Linked DNA regions of Homo sapiens: all the other regions are linked to region 2. A link is an interaction called in ENCODE POLR2A ChIA-PET data of the cell type or tissue named here. Cell type or tissue: OCI-LY7. All regions are shown on one strand.

Evidence for each region. ChIA-PET counts read pairs that join two places held together with the same protein. Peaks named below come from ENCODE experiments on the same cell type or tissue, not always from the same donor. Only the 100,000 strongest peaks of a DNase experiment are listed, where the experiment ranks them.
Region 1: POLR2A ChIA-PET joins it to region 2 with 6 read pairs; 8 of 35 experiments call an interaction of 5 or more read pairs at or near these places.
Region 3: POLR2A ChIA-PET joins it to region 2 with 5 read pairs; 21 of 35 experiments call an interaction of 5 or more read pairs at or near these places.

The regions. Positions count from the first base shown.
Region 1 is chr6:159,018,344-159,022,343 of GRCh38, reverse strand. All of the region lies in intron 1 of TAGAP-AS1 (TAGAP antisense RNA 1), which reads right to left. Among named protein-coding and RNA genes, the nearest start is that of RSPH3, 20 kb to the right of the region's middle. In OCI-LY7, no CTCF peak of the experiment used is centred here; DNase peaks (open chromatin) are centred at 2,113 and 2,855; H3K4me3 peaks cover 1,514 bases; H3K27ac peaks cover 3,588 bases.
Region 2 is chr6:158,811,745-158,815,744 of GRCh38, reverse strand. All of the region lies in intron 2 of EZR (ezrin), which reads left to right. Among named protein-coding and RNA genes, the nearest start is that of EZR-AS1, 4.2 kb to the left of the region's middle. RefSeq lists an enhancer at 2,478-2,527. In OCI-LY7, CTCF peaks have their summits at 1,465 and 2,223; DNase peaks (open chromatin) are centred at 1,584, 2,224, 2,579 and 2,931; H3K4me3 peaks cover 4,000 bases; H3K27ac peaks cover 4,000 bases.
Region 3 is chr6:158,884,780-158,888,779 of GRCh38, reverse strand. The region is part of intron 1 of LINC02901 (long intergenic non-protein coding RNA 2901); the gene reads right to left. Among named protein-coding and RNA genes, the nearest start is that of LINC02901, 17 kb to the right of the region's middle. RefSeq lists a silencer at 1,777-1,977. In OCI-LY7, no CTCF peak of the experiment used is centred here; no DNase peak of the experiment used is centred here.

The DNA of each region.
Region 1 (4,000 bases), 210 kb before region 2:
TTAGATGGGACAATTTCTATTGCTCTATCTTCAAATTCACTGGTTCTTTCCTCTCTATCTCCATTATGCTATTAGAGCCCATCCAGCAATTTTTTTTTCATGTATTGTATTTGTCAGTTCTAAAATTTCCCCTTTTTGTATATTTTCTTTATATATTTTCCATTTCTTTCCTAAAAGTTCCTATCTTCTCATTTATTAGGAGCATTTTTTTCACTCTATTGAGCACAATAGCTGCTTTAAATTCCTTGACTAATAGTTTCAACATTTCGGTCATCTGAAATTGACCTCTTTTTATTAACTTCTTTGTTGCCAATACATCACATTTTCCTGGTCCTTCATATTTTGAGTAGTTTTGGACATGGTGGATGTTTCATAAGTCAAGACTCTAAATTCTGTTGTATTCATTCCAAGGCTGTTGATACTTTGTTTTAACAAGCAATTGACTTGGTTACACTGAAGGCTGTAAACTCCATGTCTCTCATGGTGAGTGGCCATTCAAATCTCAATTCAGTACTCCAAACCTTAGCTGCAAGTGGCTTTGAATCTGGTTTGTGTGCATGTGGTTCACGGGTCAGCTAGAGACTTGGGCAGAGTTCAGATACAGCATTTGGGTGCCCCCTTCTCTGGCTCTGTCCTCTCTGGGATTTCTCCCTCACTCTCGTGGCCATGATTGCCCCAGGCTCCAGCCCCTGGTTCCCTAGACCAGAAACATGGCAGTCTTTCTATGGGAGTTTTAGCCACCCCCAGACACTTTGTGACCAGGGCCCATCTTTTGGACAAGGCTGAAAAACAGGAAACTCACACTCTCCTCCAAGATTCAACTCCCCTCTGCCTGCATTTGCTCACTTCCCAGGTCTCTTAAGTAGTTACTTTTGGTAGTTTGTCCAGTTTATAGTTGCTATATTTGTGGCAGGGTTGGTCTGTTAGGAGTCTACTCCACCATACCACAGGGTGTGTGTCTCCTTCACCACTGTATCTGCACCATTGAGTTCAGCGTCCTCACCACAATGAGCTGGTGTCCATGGCTCCCAATAGGCTTATTTCAAGGATAAAATTGATCATATCTAAGAAAAGTACTTTAGCATGTTAAATGTACTGTCAAATGTAAGGAGGCATTTAGATATGTGTAGAAACTGGTCAGCTTCCAAAAATGCAAATACATCCCAAATAAATGTTAAGAACAATATACTAAAGTCTTAAGAAACCAGAAACATGTTGGCCAGGCGCGGTGGCTCACGCCTTTAATCCCAGCACTTTGGGAGGCCAAGGCAGGTGGATCACGAGGTCAGGAGATCGAGACTATCCTGGCTAACACGGTGAAACCCCGTCTCTACTAAAAATACAAAAAAATTAGCCAGGCGTGGTGGCGGGCGCCTATAGTCCCAGCTACTAGGGAGGCTGAGCCAGGAAAATGGCGTGAACCCAGGAGGTGGAGCTTGCAGTGAGCCGAGATCGCGCCACTGCACTCTAGCCTGGGTGACAAAGCGAGACTCTGTCTCGAAAAAAAAAAAAAAAAAGAAACCAGAAACATTTCAAGCGGGGGCAACATTTCAAGCGGGGGCACCTCACTGTTAGGTGATGGGGCAACCATCTGGTCATTTCATTCATGATCCCAGTTATTTTCATCTGTAGCAAAAAGTTACAGGATTTTCATTGTTACTAGAAATGAGAAAAAGTATATATATATATATATATATATATATATATATACACACACACACACACACACACACACACATATATATCTGTGATTTCTGGCAAATGTATAGGTGGTATTACACTTGAATTATATCCATATCGTTCCTAAGAATAATTTTATATGCCAAGAGTTAAGATGCCTAAATTCTTTAAAAAGAACAGCAAACATCCACAGGCCTCGGAGCACATTGAGATGCATACAATCTAAATGTATTCCTTTCAGGATTTTGATTGTAAAAAAATTCAACAGCTCCCTCAAAGATAGAGATTATTTATTCAACAAACATTATGGCAGATTCAAGTAGCAAAACAGTCTGTAAATTTGGGCATGTAGACCCAAAAAAGATCCTCTCTCAAACTGCTAACCTGGTGTTGCTAAATGAAACAGTTCTTGCCGAAGAATTTTCACAGGTGTTCATTTGCATCCATGAAATTCCTCTCGTTACATCAGTTTTTAAACAGGTTGTTTGCATCAAGTTTCAAGAGTAATTTGTGAACATTGCTGTCTGACTATCCATCCCCATAGCAGAGATAGTAACTTCTTAAAATTTCCAGTTATTCCTAGAGATTAAAGAGTTGGAAAATAAAAAAGTAAAATTTAAATTACAATCTACTGGTCTAAGCCTATATCTTCAAATGGCCAGGCTTATAAAATGTCTTCTTATTTAATATCCTTGTCTCAGCTGTCTTCCCCACGCAATTTTTTTTAAACAGTCTCAATCTGGCACCTACTGCAGCCTCAACCTCCTGGGCTCAGGTAATTCTCCAATCTCAGCCTGCTGAGTAGCTGGGACTACAGGAGTCCACTACCAGGCCCGGCTACTTTTATTGTATTTTTTATACAGACAGGGTTTCGCCATGTTGCCTAGGCTGGTCTTGAACTCCTGGGCCCAAAGTGCTAGGATTACAGGCATGCGCCACCTCCTCATGCAATTTGAGCAGTATATACAGTTGGAAGCCTCACATTCCAAACCCCACCTTCATCATGTTTCCCAAAATTTTCAAATCCCACCCTTTCACCTGGTCTTTCAGACCTTCCCCTAGAGCAGTAGTACCCAGTACCCGGTTCGTGGCCCAGGCATCAGGGACCCCTGCCCTAGGTTACATCTATTTGTTCTTGGAGTCACTGCCACAGCCACTGTCATTATTCCCTGACGTGGCCCCTCACGGGCTTGTGCTGATGCATGCAAGCCAGCCCTCCATCACTGACCCCACATGCTGTTACTCTGGAGCAGCTCCCACACACATGCAAAGCTGATGTACACCTGGGACTTCGTTCATTCCAGTTCCCTACCTACAATGTCTACACAGTCCACACACCCTGCCACCGGACCTTCGCAGCCATGCAGACACCTCAGCTCAAGAATTACCTCTGACACCTAAAGAACTCACAGACCCCACCTCCCTCCCTTTCTCTTTTGTACCCCACATTTTAATATCTACCATTTTTTCCTGTTTCTCTCCTCCCAGTAGACTATAACTTCCTTAAGGGTGAGAAATGGGTCTCCTTTCTCTTTGTATTCTCCAGAACTAAAAAAACTTCCTGGCACATGTTAAACATTTCACTACATGTTTGTTGAATTAATAAAAGAATAAAGAAATAAATGAACTTCTACTCTTTAATTCAACCAAGAAAATATAACAGTGGTCCCCTACATGTAATTTATCACTTACTCCTCAGCTTTATATAAAACTTTCTCCAAACTAGAATCACTCAACTTCTTTCCACCACTTCCTTCGAAATGCACCAACTTCAAATGCTCCATAATTTAACCCTTCCCCTTTGATCCTTCTTTTCTGCCATATTCCAGATTCCACACTCCTCAGGAGCAGGCTTAAGGCCTTATCTTTCTCATATTTTAAGTGTTTGCTTAGTTCCTTTTTGTGCCAGGTACTTACTATAACTAGATGGGAAAAGGTTTTTTGATTGTTTTCTTGTTTTTAATTTATCATGTAATTTTCACAACTTCACAAGATGAATATTAATACGCATGATTTAATAGATGAGAAGACTAAGTAACTTGCCCAAGGTCACACAGCTAATGAAAGATGGAGCTGACATTTTAACATAAGGCTACTGTATTCTGAAGACATGCTCTTTTCTTTTTCTCCATCCCAGCATAGGGGAAAGGGGACAAATATTCTAGGCTGGATACTTAGTTTATGTTCTTTCTGTAACAGATCTGTTATATTTTAAAACAGGAAATATTTTTTAAACCACAGAATAAGTTCAGCAAAATAAGTGAAGCTTATCTTTGATCAGAGATAAAGGCAAAGAAACCCCTGGCTTCAAATTAAAACC
Region 2 (4,000 bases):
CGAGCCTGTAATCCCAGCACTTTGGGAGGCTGAGGCAGGCAGATCACATGAGCCCAGGAGTTCGAGACTTGCCTGGCCAACATAGACTCTGTTTCTACAAAAAATAGAAAAATTATCTGGGTGTGGTGGCTGGCGCTCTGACTGAGGCTGAAGTGGGAGGATTGCTTGATGAGCCCTGGAGGTCAAGGCTGCAGTGAACTAAGATCAAGCCACTGCATTCCAGCCTGGGCAGCAGAGTGAGATGTTGTCTGAAAACAAACAAAACCCCTTTTTTGAGAGGCTTCCTTTTAGGTCAGCCATACCTGTCTGCCATGGGAAATTTCTCCCTGCCCCCTCTTTGGCAGAGGAGGGTCTTAGAGATAAGTTAAACACACTAAGCCTTTCTGTGTGTAAATTATATTAGAGCCATCCCACAAATCACTGAGAAGAGCATCGTAGGTTGCACATATTTGAATATGACATTTCTTAAGGCTGTTAGAGAGGATCCAGTTAGTTTTGGTTTGGTTTGGGGTTTTTTTGCTGCCTTAGTAAATGTTAAAATGAAACATCCACCAACAGCTCTGTGGATGTGTCCTTTAAACAAAGGTTTATTGATTCTAATTATTCAAGCCTAAGTTAAGAATGTTAGCGAAGAATGTTAGGTGGTTTTCTTGGGCTTAATGTTTAACAACTGGATTAAGGGGCAAACACACTTAAAGGATGGATACCTCTGAGTAGTTGGCCTTCCACCTGATTCATTGCAACTGTTAACCCTTGAATTCAACGGGCAAAGTATTTTTGATTGATTTGCCTGAACTGAGTGAGTGGATGACTTTATTCATAAAACAGTATAACTGAAAATACTCATTTCCTGTGTTTTCTCCTAATACTGTTTCCCAAAAGCAACAGTTACTTAAAAGACTGAGGCGGTACACAGTGGCTCATGGCAGTAATCCCAGCACTTTGGGAGGCCGAGGTGGGCGGATCACAAGGTCAAGAGATCAAGACTATCCTGGTCAACATGGTGAAACCCCATCTCTACTAAAAATACAAAAATTAGCCGGGCGTGGTATGGATGCCTGTAGTCCCAGCTACTTGGGAGGCTGAGGCAGGAGAATCGCTTGAACCTGGGAGGTGAAGGTTGCAGTGAGCTGAGATTGCACCACTGCACTCCAGCCTGGCGACAGAGTGAGACTCTGTCTCAAAAAAAAAAAAAAAAAGACTTTATTCATCAGCAAGCGGAGTGACCTGCACAGAGGGCGAGGCAGACCTTGTTCTCTGGAAGCTTAGTGTCTGGTACCTGGGCCAAGATGCGGGGTAAATGCTGAAATTGAAAACCCGCTAAGTGCTGTCAGACTGGGAAAGAGCCTAGGTAACGTCGAGAGGAAAATCTGATGGGGAAAGGAAAATCATCTGATGGGGAAATTGGCAGACTGTATTGAGAAGTAACACTTCAGCTGAATCTTGCTTGAGGGCTGGGGGGCGCACGCGGCAGCACTCCACAGGGAGGAACAGCTGTGGTTTGTTGTCTGGTTTTGCTTTTCCCACAGCTGCTTAGGGACTCTATTCATGTGTGACTGGCTGACGTCCAAGGAGGGTGATTTGGGGTTCCAGAGGGAGCCTTGGCCTCTGTTCAGGCCAGTCCCCAGGACATGGTGTGCTGTGTGGCCTTGTGGGTCTGCCCCATCTAGGGAGAGTTGTAGGAGTTGGTGCTCAGATCATTGGTCCCGGAAGCATCCTCTCTGCCCGCCCCTTCATGTTAGGGTGACTGCGGAGCGCCTTTCTCCCACACTTGCTTTCTTCTGCCCAGTGGAAAGAAGGCATGGGGAGTGAGCAAGGAACACTGCTGTAGTTAAGCTCTGGAAGGAAAAGGGGATTGTGTTCAGGGCTGAGATCTCTTTAAGCTGTCATGAGAACCATAGAGCTGAACTGCCTTTAAGTGGCTCCAACACATCTTACCTGTTCATTTCTGAAGTGTTATAGACATTTCTAATACAAAAGCAGGTTTACCTTTCATTAGGAAAACTCTGAAAGTGTGTTCACATTTCTACTGTGCCAAAATTTTAAGGTAATTTCTGAGATTACCTTGCCTCTTTGGGAATACATAACCTTTTCTATTAAATATTTTAACAGGGACAGTTTACTGAATGTACTCCCCCCTCACAATCCCCTCGCAATTGAGGAGGATGCGTAGCATCTGTTTCCACCCCTCCTCCTCCACGAGGGGCAGTGGTGAATTAGGTAGCTAACATTTTGCCATGTGGCAGTGAGAGGTGCTGGTAGGATGAGTGATTTGCCATGATCACGCTGTAAGGCACAATGAATGTATTTGGATGTTCACAGACACAGTCCCTGTCAGTGGATTTACAGTCTGGTTTCGGGGACAGACAGCAATCCCAGAGTAAATGTAAAACTGCAGCTTCAGAGAGTATGCCTGAAGAGGGGTACATGAGGCCTGAGAGTAGATGAAGTGTGTATGTGCTGGTGGGGGTGCAAATAGGGGAGGTCAGGAAGGCATCCTTGAGGACGTGACCTCCCTGGGCAGAGGTAACAACGTGTGCAAAGGCCCTGTGGTGGGAGGAAGTAGTGTGAGTTTGGGGTTTCACATGAAGCCCAATGTGGCTAGAGAGGAAGACAGGTCAGGCCATGCCTTGTAAGCCATTCTTGGGTGTTTTTTAGTTTAACTTGGGGTTTTGACTGGGAGGTGACATGATCAGATTTGCCTTTTGAAAAGTTGACTGTGATCTGTAATAGGAAAATCACAGGAGGCAGGAGACAGCAAGGGTAGTTATGGTAGACCATTGAGGGAGCTCATAGCTTGGACCAAGGTGGTGGTGGTGGGAACAGAAGTGGATGCATTTGAGAGTTCTTTGGGAGGTAGAATTGATAGTGCCTGGTGATGGGTTGGATATGCAGGGCCAAGGGTGGTGTCGAGGCTGACTTCTCGTTTCTGGCTTGCGCAAGTGGATGTGTGGTGGTGCCATCGCTGAGGTAAGTAATCCTGGAGAAGGACCAGGTGTGGGGGAAGGTGGGGAGTCTGGATTTGTTGTTACATGTTAATAAGTTTGTGACAATCGTTGATGAAAAAAGTCCTTGCCTTCTTTCATTACTACATCCACTGCCCCCCAAAATATTAAAGGACCAGACTCCTTAAACTACGTTATTTTTAAATCCAAATAATTCAGTAGCTTTTTGTTTTCCCTAGTATATGTACACACCGTACATACCTAAAGTTAAGAGGAAGGGTTAATTTAGTGCAGTGTTCTCAAAATTTTGTGTACACAATTGTCTGGAGACTGTTGATTCCTGGGTCCCTTGAAGAACTAATGACTTCCATCTCTAGGGTGAGGTGCAGGCTGGGTGCTTATGTTTTAAATAAGCTCTCCAGATGGTACTGCTGATTCAATAGGAAAAGGGCAGTTATTATATATTCCTTTCTCCTGCACCCCAATCAAGCCCAGTGTGATTTCAGAGCACCCATTTGGGTGAAAGCAGTCACTTGATGCCCAGCCGCCTTACAGTCCGGCTGAAATGCCAGGAGTGCTGTTATTGGTATTTGGGACTCGAATAGGGGCTAGGATGACTCTGTGAAAAAGAGCCATAAAAACAAGAATTTCATAGCTAATTTACTGCTTACCTATACTTGGGCAGGCCATTCAACATAATATTCTTCTGACTTGAGTTTCTCTCTGCAGGGAGTCCAGTAACAGCTTCATTTGGCAGTGCCCAGTGGTCTCTCACATTTTGGCTCTTTGTTTTCAAAGAGAAAAAAAGAGGCTAGACCTTCCCTATAAATGGTAGGGAAGTAAGAGATCCCATTCCTTGTTCCTCTTTTATTCCTTCCACACTGGCCTCTTTTGTTAATGAAATAATGTGAATTTTTTTTTTTTGGAAACAGGGTCTCACTCTGTCACCCAGGCTGGAGTGCAGTGGCACAGTCACAGCTCACTGCAGCCTCAGTGCCCCGGCCCCCACCCTTGGCTCAAGTGATCTTCCCACCTCAGCCTCCTGGGTAACTGGG
Region 3 (4,000 bases), 73 kb before region 2:
TGGTCTCTTCACACGAATGCGTGAGACATTTGGTGCCAAAGACCTGGGTCAGAGGGACTCCTTCAGGAGACCAGTCCCTTGTCCTCACCTTCACTCCGTGAAGAGATCCACCTATGACCTCAGGTCCTCAGACCAACCAGCCCAAGGAACATCTCACCAATTTCAAATTGGGTAAGCGGTCTTTTCACTCTCTTCTCCAGCCTCTCTCACTACGCTTCAATCCCCCTGTCCTTCCAATTCCAGTTCTTTTTCTCCTCTAGTAGAGACAAAGGAGACACATTTTATCGGTGGACCGAAAACTCTGGTGCCAGTCACGGACTTGGGAAGACAGCCTTCCCTTGGTGTTTAATCATTGTGGGGACGCCTGCCTGATTATTCACCCACATTCCACTGGTGTCTGATCACTGCAGGGATGCCTGCCTTGGTCATTCACCCACATTCCCTTGGTGGCAAGTCAACTGAAGGGATGCCTGCTTTGGCTGCTCACCCACATTGCAGCCCAGGGCTGCTCCCCACCCCGCTTCTCCGTGTCTCTACCCTTCCCACCCTTCTCTCTCTTTTTTTTTTTTTTTTGAGACGCAGTCTCACTCTGTGGCCCAGGCTGGAGTGCAGTGGCTCCATCTCAGCTCACTGCAAGCTCCGCCTCCCGGGTTCACGCCATTCTCCTGCCTCAGCCTCCCGAGTAGCTGGGACTACAGGCACCCACCACCATGCCTGACTAATTTTTATTTTGTATTTTTAGTAGAGATGGGGTTTCACTGTGTTAGCCAGGATGGTCTCAATCTCCTGACCTCAGGATCCGCCTGCCTCAGCCTCCCAAAGTGCTGGGACTACAGGTGTGAGCCACCGCGCCCGGCCTCTACACTTCTCTTTAAACTTGCCTCCTTCACTATGGGCAACCTTCCACCCTCCATTCCTCCTTCTTCTCCCTTAGCCTGTGTTTTCAAGAACTTAAAACCTCTTCAACTCTCACCTGACCTAAAATCTAAGCGTCCTATTTTCTTCTGCAATACCGCTTGGCCCCAATACAAACTCGATAATGGTTCTAAATGGCCAGAAAATGGCACTTTTGATTTCTCCATCCGAGACCTAATTTTTGTCGAAAAATGGGCAAATGATCTGAGGTGCCTTACATCCAGGCATTTCTCACGCTTCGTTCCCTCTCTAGTGTCTGTTTCCAGTGCGACTAGTCCCAAATCCTCCTTCTTTCCCTCCCGCCTATCCCTTAAGTCTCAACCCCAAGCATCACTGAGTCTTGTGAATCTTTCTTTTCTACTGAGCCATCTGACCCCTCACCTCCTCCCCAGACTGCTCCTCCTCAGCTCGCTCCCCGCCAGGCTAATCAGCCTCCAACTCTTCTTCAGCCTCTGCTCCCCCACCCTATAACCCTTCTATTACCTCCCTCCCCACACCCGGTCTAGTTTACGGTTTCGTTCTGTGACCAGCTCTCCCCCACCTGCCCAACAATTTCCTCTTAGAGACGTGGCTGGAGCTGAAGGCATAGTCAGGGTACATATGCCTTTTTCTCTATCGGACCTTTCCCAAATCAGCCAGCGTTTAGGCTCTTTCTCATCAGACCCCACTAAATGTGCACAGGAATTCCGATATCTAACTCTGTCCTACAAGTTAACCTGGAGTGACTGAAGTGTCATCCTAATTTCTACCCCTCCCCAGATGAACGGGAAAGTTTTTCTCTAGCCCAGTCTCGTGCTGATAACCGCCGGCTTCATGAGCCAGACCTCCTGGAAGGCATTAGAGCAGTTCCCCGAGAGGATCCCCAGTGGAACTATCAGGCAGATTCCCCAGGTACAGCTGGGCAAGATTACATGGTTTCCTGCCTAGTTGAAGGGCTTAAAAAGGCAGCTTACAAAGCTGGTAATTATGACGAACTTAAGGAAACTACCCGAGGTAAAGACGAAAACCCAGCCCAGGTCATGGCCCGCTTGGCAGCTACCCTTAGACGCTTTACCGCCCTAGACCCACAGGGGCCAGAAGGCCGCCTTATTCTCAATATACGTTTTATCACCCAGTCAGCTCCTGACATGAGAAAAAAGCTTCAAAAATTGGAACCCGGCCCTCAAATCCCACAACAGGAATTAATCAACCTCGCCTTCAAGGTGCACAATAATAGAGAGGAGGTAGCCAGACAGCAACACATTTCTGAGTTACAGCTACTTGACTCCTCTGGAAGACAACCCACAACCACGTCTCCAGCATACAAGAACTTCAGGACATCCAAGCCACAGCTCCCAGGGGTTCTTCAAAACATCCTCGTGGACCTTGCTTCAAATGCCAAAAGCCTGGCCACTGGGCCTCAGAATGCCCACAGCCTGGGATTCCTCCTAAGCCATGCCCTGTCTGTGCGGGCCCCCACTGGAGGTCGGACTGTCCGACTCACATCACTGCCACTCCTAAAGCCCCTGGAGCCCAAACCCAATGTTCCTTGGCCGACTCCTTCCCAGATCTCCTCGGCTTAGCAGCTGAAGACTGACGCTGCCCAATCGCCTCAGAAGCCCCCTGGACCATCCCAGACGCCAAGCCTCGGTAACACTTACAGAAGAGAGTACGTCCGTCCCCTGTTTAATCAATATGGGGGCTACCCACTCCACATTATCTTCTTTTCAAGGGCCTGTTTCCCTTGCCCCCATAACTGTTGTGGGTATTGCCGGCGAAGCTTCAAAACCTCTTAAAATTCCCCCACTCTGGTGCCAACTTGGACAACATTCTTTTATGCACTCTTTTTTCAGTTATCCCCACCTGCCCAGTTCCCTTATTAGGCCAAGACATTTTAACCAAATTATCTGCTTCCCTGATTATTCCTGGACTACAGCCACATCTCATTGCCACCCTTCTTCCCAACCCAAAGCCTCCTTCATGTCTTCCTCTCGTATCCCCCAACCTTAACCCACAAGTATGGGATACCTCCACTCCCTCCCTGGCAACTGATCACACGCCCATTACTATCCCATTAAAACCTAATCACCCTTACCCCACTCAATGCCAGTATCCCATCCCACAGCAGGCTTTAAGGGGATTAAACCTGTTATCACTCGCCTGCTACAGCATGGGCTTCTACAACCTATAAGCTCTCTTTACAATTCTCCCATTTTACCTGTTCAAAAACCAGACAAGTCTTACAGGTTAGTTCAGGATCTGCGCCTTATCAATGAAATTGCCTTGCCTATCCACCCCATGGTGCCAAACCCATATACTCTCCTATCCTCAGTACCTCCCTCCACAACACCTTCTGTTCTAGATAAACCTGGCTGACCCCATAAATCCTAAATCCTTTCCCCACTCCCCTTTCCATTCCTTAAAAAACAGCCCTAAAAGCTGCTCCCGCACTAGCTCTCCCTAACTCATCCCAACCCTTTCATTACACACAGCCAAAGTACAGGGCTGTGTGGCCAGAATTCTTACACAAGAGCCGGGACCCGCCCTGTAGCCTTTTTGCCCAAACAACTTGATCTTATTGTTTTAGGCTGGCCATCATGTCTCCGTGCAGCGGCCGCCGCCACCCTAATACTTTTAGAGGCCCTCAAAATCACAAACTATGCTCAACTCACTCTCTACAGTTCTCATAACTTCCAAAATCTATTTTCTTCCTCACACCTGACACGTATACTTTCTGCTCCCCGGCTCCTTCAGCTGTACTCACTCTTTGTCGAGTCTCCCACAGTTACCATTGTTCCTAGCCCAGACTTCAATCCGGCCTCCCATGTTATTCCTGATACCACACCTGACCCCCATGACTATATCTCTCTGATCCACCTGACATTCACCCCATTTCCCCATATTTCCTTCTTTCCTGTTCCTCACCCTGATCACATTTGGTTTATTAATGGCAGTTCCACCAGGCCTAATTGCCACTCACCAGCAAAGGCAGGCTATGCTATAGTATCTTCCACATCTATCGTTGAGGCTACCGCTCTGCCCCTCCACTATCTCTCAGCAAGCCGAACTCATTGCCTTAACTTGAGCCCTCACTCTTGCAAAGGAA